2 separate regions of the Homo sapiens genome follow, and region 2 is linked to region 1. A link is a contact called in ENCODE POLR2A ChIA-PET data. All regions are on one chromosome and are shown on one strand. Each heading gives the region's core, a stretch centred on a gene start or an enhancer-like site at or near the end of the contact. The rest is flanking DNA. Distances are from core to core; before and after follow the strand shown. Region 1 holds the start of RHBDF2 (rhomboid 5 homolog 2). Region 2 overlaps MFSD11 (major facilitator superfamily domain containing 11).

What was found. ChIA-PET counts read pairs that join two places held with the same protein, here RNA polymerase II (POLR2A).
Region 2: POLR2A ChIA-PET joins it to region 1 with 14 read pairs in CD8-positive, alpha-beta memory T cell. The contact joins two enhancer-like sites. POLR2A ChIA-PET finds 5 or more read pairs at or near these places in 2 of 52 experiments (CD8-positive, alpha-beta memory T cell and HEK293).

Annotation. Positions count from the first base shown.
Region 1 is chr17:76,501,289-76,507,774 of GRCh38, reverse strand. RHBDF2 (rhomboid 5 homolog 2) reads left to right here and starts at 6,352. Exons shown (of 19, transcript NM_001005498.4): 1 at 6,352-6,422. RefSeq lists enhancers at 5,935-6,074, 6,425-6,486 and a silencer at 6,125-6,486. Within about 2 kb of position 1,259, at least 2 of the 41 ENCODE cell types and tissues checked have a DNase peak (open chromatin) inside an H3K27ac peak, as active enhancers do.
Region 2 is chr17:76,770,219-76,776,390 of GRCh38, reverse strand. It overlaps MFSD11 (major facilitator superfamily domain containing 11), which reads right to left. Exons shown (of 13, transcript NM_001242532.5): 11 at 1,220-1,394. Among named protein-coding and RNA genes, the nearest start is that of LINC02080, 26 kb to the left of the region's middle. Within about 2 kb of position 3,395, at least 9 of the 41 ENCODE cell types and tissues checked have a DNase peak (open chromatin) inside an H3K27ac peak, as active enhancers do.

The DNA.
Region 1 (6,486 bases), core at 10-2,509:
AGAGGACCTATGATCAAGAAGTTAAAACTGTCAGACGCAGTGGCTCACACCTGTAATCCCAGCACTTTGGGAGGCCAAGGCAGATGGATCACTTGAGCCTAATAGTTCAAGACCAGCCTGGGCAACATAGCAAAACCCCATCTCTACAAAAATATAAAAATTAGACGGGTTTTATTTTTTTGTAGAGATGGCATCTGGCCACGTTGCCCAGGCTGAGCTCAAACTCCTGGACTCAAGTGATCCTCCCGCCTCAGCCTCCCAAAATGCTGGGATTATAGATGTGGGCCACCTTGCCCAGCTGTTTGGCTTTTAACTTTGTCTACAGTGCCTTTTGTGGCACGGAAATTGGTGGCATTTATGTCAATCTGTCAATCTTCTGGTTTATGGCTTCTGGATGGCATGTCTTTCTAGGGTGGCCTCAGTATTCCAAAGTTAAGTAACTTGCTTAATCTCACAAGCTAATTAGTGATGAGCTGGGTGTACCTGAACATTTGCATGCCCCCGAGGCCAGCGCCCTTCCCCCGGGCCTCACTCTCCTCCCAGGGTGACTGAGGCCTCCAAGGTTGGGGAGGGAAGATACAGCAGTGATGGGCGCCTGAAAAATGAGCACAGCTGGGCTGAGCAGGTGACAGGGGCTCTGGAATAGCTTTCAAAGTCCATTCCCAAGGGCTAATGGGAATGACCGAGCCCTGGCTGAGACTAGGATGACCCAGTGGAGGGCTGACAGTGGGGTGAGAACACTGGTGAGGAGCAGCCTGCTGGGAGGGAGGTGGAGATGGATTTCAAGGGCACCATGGGGGAAGGAATAGCACCAGGAGGAGATAGCTGAAAAGTATCTCTGGGCCTAAGGAGTCTGACCACATCCGCCTCCTCCCCAGCACCCAGGAATGCCAGGCACCCTGGCTTCTCCCCTGGTGGCAGGCAGCTCCCAAGGTGCCTAAGGGTCTGGTGGCCCATGAACCCTTGGAGAGAGGTCACTCACTGGTGCCCTCCCCGGCATGTCGTAAAGGCAGGCAGGGTGGCAAGGAGAGGCGTTACAGAGGCTTTGGCATCTTGCTAACCACTGACGAGTCCTGTTGAGAGCGAGCCTGTGCCTCTGTGCCCTTAACCTTCAGGCTGGACTGCCAGGGTATCTGGTGAGAAAGCAGGTGGCGGGGAGCACTAAGACTGCGGCTTCCCCGGGTTCCCCTGACCACGTGGATTCCTTGGCGCGGTACCTCTTCTCGCCACCAGATGGCGATCCCGCATCATCAATCTCTGCGGCCAGGCGGGCAAGATCCTGTGGTTCCTTTCTCTGGGGCTCCCACCTGGGCCCACTCCCGCTGCCGACTCTCCCTGCTGGAGGCCTGGGGGTAAGGGGAGGTAAATCCAGAGCATATATGGAGAGGAAGTCTGGGGGCTTGTGTCAGCTAAATTCCGAAGAGAGGGGATGCCCTTCTCATCCCTCCCTCTACTCTGCTCCCCCAGCCACTCCCCTGCTCCCTCTCACCTGGCCTCCCCACCTTTGCCCAAACCCATCTGTCCTGAGCACAGCCAGAATGGCCCTTCCAAAAGATGGGAATGGTCCACCGGAATGGCTGGAAAGAGTATGGGTGTGGGGCCCAGCACCCAGCCCTGCTCTCTCTCACCACCTGTGCGTTCTTGGGCACAGTCCTACACTTCTCTGAACCTTGACAAGGAAGTCAGCATCCAGCATCCTCTCATTCAAAAGATTCACTGTTCCTTTTTTTTTTTTTTTTTTTTTTTTTGAGATGGAGTCTCACTCTGTCGCCCAGGGTGGAGTGCAGAGGCGCGATCTCAGCTCACTGCAGCCTCCACCTCCCAGGTTCAAGCGATTCTCCTGCCTCAGCCTCCCAAGTAGCTGGGATTACAGGCATGTGCGATCATGCCTGGCTAATTTTTGTATTTTTAGTAGAGATGGGGGTTCCATCATGTTGTCCAGGTGGGTCTCGAATTCCTGACCTCAAGTGATCCACCACCGGCTTGGCCTCCGAAAGTGCTGGGATTACAGGTGTGAGCCACCACACCCGGCCGCTCACGTTCTAAAAATGAAAAAAGCTAAACATAGACCCCTAATATTTTACTCCCGTGGACAAATACCAGGGCGTCCTTCAAAGGTGTGTTGTCGGAGCTTTTCTGAGTTTGCTAACTAATGGCTTCAAGACCCTCTGCCCTTTTCTTCCGAGGATCACAAAGTGAGTCTTGAGGGGGTCTCAGGGTGTGCAGTTCCCAGGGTGGGTCCCTCTCTGGGGCATGTTCTCCTGCCTTCCTCTAAGGCAGTACTCACTGAGGACCAACGCTTCTCAATGTCAAACTCTGTCGCTGGTCTTAATTCCACAGCAGCCTCAGTGTCCTCATCTGTAAAGCCTGACCTGCCTATCTGCAGAATTGTTGTCAAGATTTAAAAAATAAAATAGGCTGGGCGCAGTGGCTCATGCCTGTAAACCCAGCACTGTGGGAGGCCGAGGCGGGAAGATCGCTTGAGTCCAGGAGTTCAAGACCAGCCTGGGCAACATAGTGAGACCTCCATCTCTACAAACAATAAAGCAAAATTAGCTGAGTGTGGTGGCCTGTAGTCCCAGCTACTCAGGAGGTTGAGGTGGGAGGATCACTTGAGCCCAGGAGGTTGAGGCTACAGTGATTCCCATTGTACCACTGCACTCCAGCCTGGATGACAGAGCAAGATAACGGCCTCAAAAAATAATAATAGGCCGGGCACAGTGGCTCACACCTGTAATCCCAGTGCTTTGGGAGGCTGAAGTGGGCAGATCACGAGGTCAGGAGATCGAGACCATCCTGGCCAATATGGTGAAACCCCATCTCTACTAAAAATACAAAAAAAAAGGCCAGGCACAGTGGCTCATACTTGTAATCCCAGCACTTTGGGAGACAGAGGCAGGAGGATCACCTGAGGTTGGGAGTTCGAGACCAGCCTGACCAACATGGAGAAACCCCATCTCTACTAAAAATATACAAAATTAGCCAGGTGTGGTGGTGCATGCCTGTAATCCCAGCTACTTGGGAGGCTGAGGCAGGAGAATCGCTTGAACCCGAGAGGTGGAGGTTGTGGTGAGCCGAGATTGCGCCATTGCACTCCAGCCTGGGCAACAAGAGAGAAACTCTGTCTCAAAAAAAAAAAATTAGTTGGATGTGGTGGCGCATGCCTGTAATCCCAGCTGCTCGGGAAACTGAGACACGAGAATCACTTGAACCCAGAAGGCCGAGGTTGCAGTGAGTGGAGATTGCGCCACTGCACTCCAGCCTGGCGACAGAGCGAGACTGCGGTTCAAAAATAAATAAATAATAATAATAAATGAAATAGTGTCTGTGAAAGCATGTTTTAAAGGAGGGGACACAAGCAGAAAATATGAGGGTGCAATTTCCTAGTTGAAGAATGCCTCATGGGCTCCCCCTTGCTTACAGAAGAAAGTAAAAACCCTTATCCAGACACACAGCAGCCTCCACCCTGAGCCCCCGCTGCCTCCCCAGGCTTCTCCTGTCCTCCTCCTCACACAGCCTGCGATGTAGCCAAGCCATAGCACCAGAAGCTTCCCCACCACAGCCAGTTTCCCGGCTGTGTCTTCGTTCTTGTTCTTCCCACTAGAAATCCCTTTCCTTATCCCAATCTGTGAAGATCTTCCCTACACCTGTAGGTCCATAAAAATAAAAAAGCTTAGACGGTGTTTTTCACTTATTCTTTCTTTTTCTTTTCCTTTTTTTTTTTTTTTTTTTTTTGAGACAGAGTTTCCCTCTTATTGCTTAGGCTGGAGTGCAATGGTGCAATCTCAGCTCACTGCAACCTCTGCCTCCCGGGTTCAAGCGATTCTCCTGCCTCAGCCTCCCGAGTAGCTGGGATTACAGGCATGTGCCACCACGCCTGGCTAATTTTGTATTTTTAGTAGAGATGGGGTTTCTCCATGTTGGCCAGGCTGGTCTCGAACTCCCGACCTCAGGTGATCTGCCCGCCTCGGCCTCCCAAAATGCTGGTATTACAGGAGTGAGCCACTGCGCCCGGCCAACAGTGTTTTTCTTTAAGTTATAAAAGTAAAATATGTAAAGTGTAATCCCACCGATTTTGGAGGCCAAAGCAGGATCACTTGAATCCAGGAGTTTGAGGCCAGCCTGAGCGACGTAGTGAGGCCCCCCCCCACCGCCCACCACCATCTCTACAAAAAAAAAATTTAGTTAGCCAGAAAGGATGGCGTGCACCTATAGTCCCAGCTACTCAGGAGGCTGAAGTGGGAGGATCACTTGAGCCCCAGAGGTCGAGGCTGCAATAAGCCATGAGTATACTGTACTCCAGCCTGGGTGACACCAAAACCTTGTCTCAAAACAAAAACAAAGAGTTTAGACAGTGTTTCTCTTTAAGTTATGTAAGTAATATATGCACATGATACAAAATGAAAAGCAAGTGACTCTCTCCCCCTAAACCCCTGCAGGGTTACTCCACAGATATCCTTCCAGAAAGTTTGTATGGATCTACCAACATATATATGTCTGTTCTATTTAAATTTAGGTAAATAGGATTATACTAAACATGCAGCTTGCTTTTTTTTTTTTAACTTACTATAAGTTGGAGATAATTCCTTTCTCAGTACATGGATAGCTGCCTCGTTGCTTTTAACAGCTGTGTGACATTATCACAAGTTATACCCCTGGCCTATTTAACATTCTTCCCTCTCTGGCCTCACAGGTGCGTGTTGCTGCAGCCAAGGCTGTAATCAGCCTCCCTGCACCTATGTGGCCGGGCAGCACGCCATGTTTGCATGGGACAAATCCCTGACACCAGCTTAAGCACCACCATGAATCCCTCCCCTCCTGGGGACTCCTGCAGAGCTTCCAGTAGAGCTCCAGGAGAGAGAACCCAGCTCAGGCATTTGCAGCAGTGTTTGTTAGAGTCTAAAGTCAGATCATGACCGAGTTTAAACCCCAGCTGCTCCCCTCACATCTCCCTCTGCCTCAGTTTTCTCATCCCTAAAATGGGGATGATCATAATGGTACCCACTTCATAGACCTGTACTGCGGATTATACAGACTAAAGCACTTTGGAATGGCTAGCTGCTCTCACCCTTCCTGTTACAGTATTGAGTTCCAACGTCTCCCTGTAGAATGCTGGCACTTCGTGGGCAGGCCCTGGTTTTGTTCCTCTCTGCACATAACCCCAGGATGTGCTGGTTGCACAATAAATGGTCCCTTACATTTGTTACTAGGAGCAACCCCCACCCCAGCTTTGGCCCACTCCCCCTCCTTCCAGCCTGTGCCCTCCTCATGGCCCCAGAGCTGGGGAGGAGAGATGCATCTCTCAGGATAATCTCCAGCAGCCAGGTGCTCCCCACCTCCACCCAGGTCAGCAATAAACACCAGAGTCCTTGGGTTGGGGGGCAGGGTGGCTCAGGAGCTCTCTAAGGGCCAGAGGTTTTGCCTTGGCCCTGACAACCCCACCCCCACCCCTCCAAGCCTGAGTCTCTTCAAACTCTGCTCCTCCTGGCCTAGCCAGGCCTCCTGGAGAGGGACGGCGAGATGATAAGCGCTGGGGCTGAGAACGGGGCATCCAGACCTTGGAGTTCGGTCCTAGCTGCCCTGGCCAAGGTTTTGTTTGTCTAGTCCCAAGAGGCAGGCCCTTGGAGTCCAGGGAAGAGAGAAGGAACCACCTGGGCAGACAGACCCAAGCCAAGGGGCCAGGTGTCGCCAGCGTCCCCAATCTCCAGTCTGGCTCTGGCCCGCATGGCAGCTGGAAGGGCCAGAGCTGGGTGGGTTCTGTCAATGCTTCTACGGGGTGTGTAGGGGGTTGGCAGGAGTCACAAATGTTGGCCTTAGCTGCAGGGCAAATGCAGATAGGACCTCCACGGAGTGCCTGTTCCCAACCCAAGGGCACAGCAGAGCTAGGAGAGAGGCCTCAGGGTCCAGGAGGGAGAGGAGGTGTTCAGGCCCAGCTTCCCGGAGAGAGTGTGACTACAGACTAAAAGGGTCAAGGGAACAGGCCCACTTGGCCTGAGGATGAGGGCGCTGGAAGAAGGGGATGGGAGATTGGGTGCTTTTTCTTGATGGGGAGGGGCGACTTGAAGACGGCAATCAAGACCTAGATGACGTGTTTGGTCTGGGGTGGAGTGAGGACGCCAAGAGGGAAAGGACGGCGCCCTGAAGAGACCAGCTCAGGCGAAAACAGGGCTCTGCCCAGGCGGGGACCCAGCTGGGTGGAGGGCGGAGGCAGGAACCCAGGAAGCCGACTGAGCAAAGACTGCGTCCAGGCCCCGCCCCCATGAGCCCGGCCACGCCCCCTGGAGCCCAGCCCCGCCTCCCGGCCGCCCGCGCGCAGGTAGGGAAGAGGCGGAGCGCCGCCGCCCCGCCCCCGAGGAGCCACCGCCCAGCCGCTCGCAGGCGCCGCACGGAGTTGCGTCCCGGGGACTTGGGGCCGCAGGGAGGTGAGCGCGGGGCGACGAGCGGGGCAGGACTCACGGCCGCCCAGCCGCAGGCGCCGGAAGGGTC
Region 2 (6,172 bases), core at 2,146-4,645, 270 kb before region 1:
ATCAATTTAGTATGAGCAATATCTGCTAGAGCCATTTAAAATATACAAGCAACCCACCCACAAAAGAATTCTACCTGCAAGTTGTAAACACTATGAAACAAAAATAAAGACAAAGCTGGTGCGGTGGCTCACACCTGGAATCCCAGCACTTTGGGAGGCTGAGGTGGGCAGATCACTTGAAGACAGGAGTTTGAGACCAGCCTGGCCAACATGGCAAAACCCCATCTCTACTAAAAATATAAAAATTAGCTGGGCATAGTGGCGCGTGCCTGTAATCCCAGCTACTCGGGAGGCTGAGACACGAGAATCACTTGAACCCCGGAGGTGGAGGTTGCAGTGAGCGGAGATCACGCCACTTGCATTCTAGGCTGGCAGACAGAGTGAGACTCTGTCTCAAAATAAATAAATAAATAAATAAAAATAAAACATAAAGACTAGAATTTACAAAGTAAGAATTTTTGCTCAAATGCACACACCTTTACATTCTAACAAACTCTGGTCTCAACCATTTGTGAAGAAAATGCAGGTTGAGTATCCCTTATCAAGACCAGAAGTGTTTCAAATTTTCTTTTCAGATTTTGGAACATCTGCATTACACTGACCAGTTAGGTATTTTTAATCTGAAAATCTGTAACCTGAAATGTTCTAATAACACTTCCCTTTGAGCATCATGTTGGCCCTTGAAAAGTTTCAGATTTTCAGATGCGATATACTCAGTTTGTATAGTTTTTTGGGCTGGGCTCCCCTTGGATTTGTGGAGCTGGACATAAATGTCTGCGTTTATAATGAACTTGAGAGTTGAGTGCACTAAACCGATATCCTCAAACGTTATATAAACTGCTCTGGAAGGACTGAATGGCCTCCCCGGTTGCCAGGTTCTCCCTCGCTCCTCTTTGTTCTTCCTCCAGGCCCTAATGTCTGGATATTTCACTGCTTAAGAAGCAGAGATAAAAAATTCAAATCAGATACTTACGTGCTCCTTCAAGGATCAAGAAAAAGATTTAGTGGGGGAAAAGGTTAAAACCAACTATTACAAAAATAACTTAGGATTCTCTAAGGATTCCTATTTAAACTCAGTCTGACTCCATGAACACTTGACAGATGACCTTAGAGAGACACCAGGCTCTCTGAAGAGGATTAACTGCTCCACTTTCAGTATCTAGCCATCCGTTACCTCCCACCCGTACTCAAGCGACTAGAGAAATGACAGCCACTATACCTGGATTTGATGTAAGCACTGCTGTCAGTTCCTTTAACAGGAGCAATCGGGGCATCTCCAGGCATGTTGAGAAATATTAGATAAAAAGCTATGAAGTGCACCAGGATGCCCAACAGCACAACTGGATTTCTACCAAAACGATTGTTCTTGCTCAGCAGGCCGAAGAGGCTTCCACCTATAAGTCAAGATGGCAGAAACGTCACTAATGTTGCCGAAACATCACATACCCAGGCCTGAGTTACCACCAAGGAGCCAAGGAATAAACATTCTCACTTGTTAAATTTCTTCAAAAAACCCAACACCTCAGCACTTGCAGACAATGATAATGATGACCAAGCATCAACTATTAGAACAAAAAAGTAAGGTATCAAAATGACTTGCATTTCTATCCAGGAACATTCTTGTATTTCTTCTCTGTGAATTATTGTACCCCACAAGCTATCCCCTTTGACCTGTAGCTTATAACAGAAATAAAATAAGGACACAACTTGTCATTATGACCACGTTTTTGTTGCAATCATAGCCAAACAAGCCAAGGTATCACACTGAAAGGCAGTCACTATGGATTCTGAGAATTATGTGTGAGCTCCGAAGGGGAGTCAGAGAGGCCTAGGAAGAGTCAGCAGCCAGAACAGCTAGGATATCTCAAAAGCTGAGAGGAGAATCCTCAAGAGTGAGAAGAGGAGAACTCTGTAACTGAAAGGAAGAAGACCTTTATAATTTTTAAGTGATTTCTACCCCAGAAATCGATACCAGCAAACCTATATATCAAAAGTGAAGGATGGCTGGGTGCAGGGTCTCATGCCTGTAATCCCAGCACTTTGGGAGGCCAAGGTGGGAGAATTGCTTGAGGCCAGGAGTTCCAAACCAGCCTCAGCAACATAGCAAGACGCTGTCTTTTTTAAAAAAAGAAAGAAAAAATTGTATATATATTTTTTAAAAAGTGGGCCAGGTACAGTGGCTTACACCTGTAATCCCAGCCCTTTGGGAGGCCAAGGCGGGCAGATCACCCGAGGTCAGGAGTTCGAGACCAGCCTGGCCAACATGGTGAAACCCTGTCTCTAGTAAAAATACAAAAATTAGCCAGGTGTGGTGGCACATGCCTGTAGTCCCAGCTACTTAAGAGGCAGAGGCAGGAGAATCACTTGAACCCAGGGGGCAGATGTTGCAGTGAACCAAGATCATGTCATTGCACTCCAGCACGGGTGACAGAGCAAGACTCTGTCTCAAAAAAATAAAAAAATAATTTAAAAAAATTTAGAAAGTTGCTGGGCATGGTGGCTCACGCCTGTAATCCCAGCACTTTGGGAGGTCAAGGTGGGCAGATCACGAGGTCAAGAGATCAAGACCATCCTGACCAACATGGTGAAACCCTGTCTCTACTAAAAATACAAAAATTAGCTGGGCGTGGTGGCGTGCGCCTGTAGTCCCAGCTACTCAGGAGGCTGAAGCAGGAGAATCGCTTGAACCCAGGAGGTGGAGGTTGCAATGAGCCAAGATTGCGCCACTGCACTCCGCCTGGCAACTGAGCGAGACTCCGTCTGGAAAAAAAAAATTTAAAAAGTGAAGGTTAACAGTAAAAACAAAACAAAACAAAAAAACCCTGCCTAGAAAATGGGCAAAAGATATGCACATACACGTCACCAAAGAAGATATAAAGAGGGTAAATACACACATGAAAAGATGCTCAACATCATTACCCATTAAAGACAAAGTAAAACCACAATGAAACATGACTACACATCTATCACAATCGCTAACATCAAAAACAGTGATAACACCAAGTGCTGGCAAGGATTCAGAAAAACGGAATCACTCACACATTGCTGGTACAGCCACTCTGGAAAATATCTGGCAGTTCCTCTCAAGAGTAGGCAGCAGAGGGAGAAAGAACCCAGGCGGAGGCCAGCAGCCCCCATGGATTGAAGAGACGGGGATGTGACTCTAGGGATATCAGGGTGACCAGAGTTCACAGACAACGGTATCAGAAAGGAAAGCTACACAGAAAAACAATTCCAGAGAGCTGCAGACAGTCCCCCTGAGTCTTCAGCTGAGGACTGATCAGTACATAAAGTGAGCAAATTAGCAGAAGTCTGGGAAAGAACCAGCCAAGAGGATTAGTGGTATTAGGGCCCCGCCCTCAGCTGGGTATAGTGTCTGGTCCCACCAGCCACTTAAAAGCTTATGATTCACAGGAACTGGGTGGAGCACACAGAAGGGTCTTCCCTTAGAAGCAGGAAATAATTAGCCCTAGACTGAGTAATGCTCCAGTCCTGCCCAACAAATCTTAAAAGGTATGCTGTTTTCAATTAAATGAACTACATCTAAGAACAAAGCTCAAAAATACTGACAGGAGGGCCAGGTGCAGTGGCTCATGCCTGTAATTCCAGCACTTTGGGAGGCCGAGGTGGGTGGATCAAGAGGTCAGGAGATTGAGACCAGCCTGGCCAACATGGTGAAACCCCATCTCTACTAAAAATACAAAAATTAGCCAGGCGTGGTAGCGGTTGCCTGTAGTCCCAGCTACTTGGGAGGCTGAGGCAGAAGAATTGCTTGAATCCCAGCAGCGAAGGTTGCAGTGAGCCAAGATCGAGCCACTGCACCCCAGCCTGGGCAACAGAGCAAGACTCTGTCCTTAAAAAAAAAAAAAAAAAAAAGTTACTAAGGTAGAGCGTTAACAATAGATGAATCCTGTTAAAGGATATTCAGATGTTCATTGTACTATTTTTATTTTTGCAATTTCTTTTTTTGTTTTGGTTTTTTGGTTTTTTTGAGACAGAATCTTGCTCTGTGGCCCAGGCTGGAGTGCAGTGGTGTGATCTGGATTCACTGCAACCTCCCACTTCAGCCTCCCAAGTAGCTGGGACGACAGGCATACGCCACTACACCTGGCTAATTTTTTTGTACTTTTTTTGTAGAGATGGGGTTTTGCCATGTTGCCCAGGCTGGTCTCAAACTCCTGAACTCAAGCGATCTGCCCACCTCAGCTCCCCAAAGTGCTAGAATTATAGGCGTGAGCACTGTGCCTGGCCTATTTTCGCAATTTCTTATCAATTTGAAATTATTTTTTTCAAAAAAGCAGGTTGCCTACAGAAAGTGAGTTTCTTCCCAGGTAGTCTACAGGCAGACACTAAACAAGCACTTACCAGAGAAGACAACCCTGCACTGACTCACCATGGCTAAGCTTCGCCCGCCATTTACATACCCATAACTCCCAACATCAACCTCCAGCCCACGAGTCCCTCCTGAGCATCAGCCTGCATTTCCCACTGGACACTTCTCTACTTGGGTGCCTCTCTGGTACTTAGAGGTGTTCAAAATCCCATTCAGCAGATTTCCTCAAACCCCATCTCCTACAGCATTCTCTCTGCCCAGGTTACTCTGATCAACCTGGTCATCATTCTAGACATCTCTCCTCACACCACCACGCAACTGGTTACTAAGTTCTGCTGAAACCATGTTCTCATTATTCATTCAACACATTTAACTCATTTATTGGATGCCCAATATAGACCTTGTCCTGCTCCAGGTGTTGGCAATAAGGCAGGGGCCAAAAAGCAAAAACAAACAAACCCTCCAAAGTCCGCTTTACCCATGGTGCTTACCACTGCCTGACATACAAAGATTTCTGTTTTTATTGTCTGTATTCTTCCTCAAGAATATAAGCTCTATATGGGCAGGTATTTTTGTCTATTTTGTTGACATGACAGATTACAATAAACCTTTGTTGAAGTTCCTCATATCTAACACAATATTCAATATACTGCAAGTGCTGAACAAATCTTTGTTGAACAAAGAATAACTCGTGGAGCATAATAAAAATACATATTTGGTCTTTGCTGCTAGTTCTTGGCACAGAAATCCTAAAAGGCCTGGAATTTCCTCAGTGATACGAGGGACATTAGTTATTCAGAAAGAGCCACTTTCAACCATACTGAAGTTTACGCTAAGGGGGCAACCCTTGGGGAGAGAGGGGTTGGCCTAGGATAGAGCTTCAGGATGAGGCTGGTTCCCAGAAAGACCAAGCCCTGAGGGCTAGAACTTCCAGGCCCCTTTCACTCCCACTTCAGGGAGGGAAGGCTGGAGATTAAATCAATCACCAATGGCCAATGATTGTTTTTTTGTTGTTGTTAGAGACAGGGTCTCCTTATGTTGTCCAGGCTGATCTCGAACTCCTGGGCTCAAGTGATCCTCCCACCTCGGCCTCCCAAAGTGAATGAGCCACTGCACCCGGCCATGTGGCCAATGATTTAATCAAGCATGCCTATGTAACAGGATCTCCATAAATCCCCCTAAACAGGGTTGGAGGAGCTTCTGGAGTGGTGAGCCCAAAATCCATGGAGACAGAGGCTCCTGCACTTAGGGACCCTTTCAGACCCCACCCTTTGCACCTCCTCATCAGGCTGCTCATCTGTATCCTTTATAATAAACTCTAATAGTCAGGAGAGCATTTTCCTGAGTTCTGTGAGTTGCTCTAGCAAATTATCAAACATGAAGGGGGAAGAGGGCTATGGGAACCTCCAAATTTGTACCCAAGTCAGAGAGGTGTGCCTGAGAGGCCTATGGACCCAGACTGTCTGTCTGTAGGACTGAACCCTTAAACCTGTGGAATCTGACACTAACTTTGGAGAGTTAAGTGTTAGAACAGGATTGAGCTGTTGGACACCCAGTTGGTGACAGGGAATCAGAGAACCAGAGTCAGGAATTCCAAGACTTTCTAAATATTTTAGGAGGAAAAGTCGGGAGACATTGTATGTTTTCTTACACAGGGTTTCCATCTGTGAATTATTTTGCAAATGTTTTATAATTTAGTTATATTAGAATAGCAATAATAGGCCGGGCATGGTGGCTCACACCTGTAATCCCAGCACTTTGGGAGGCCGAGGTGGGCGGATCATGAGGTCAGGAGATCGAGACCATCCTGGCTAATGCGGTGAAACCCCGTCTCTACTA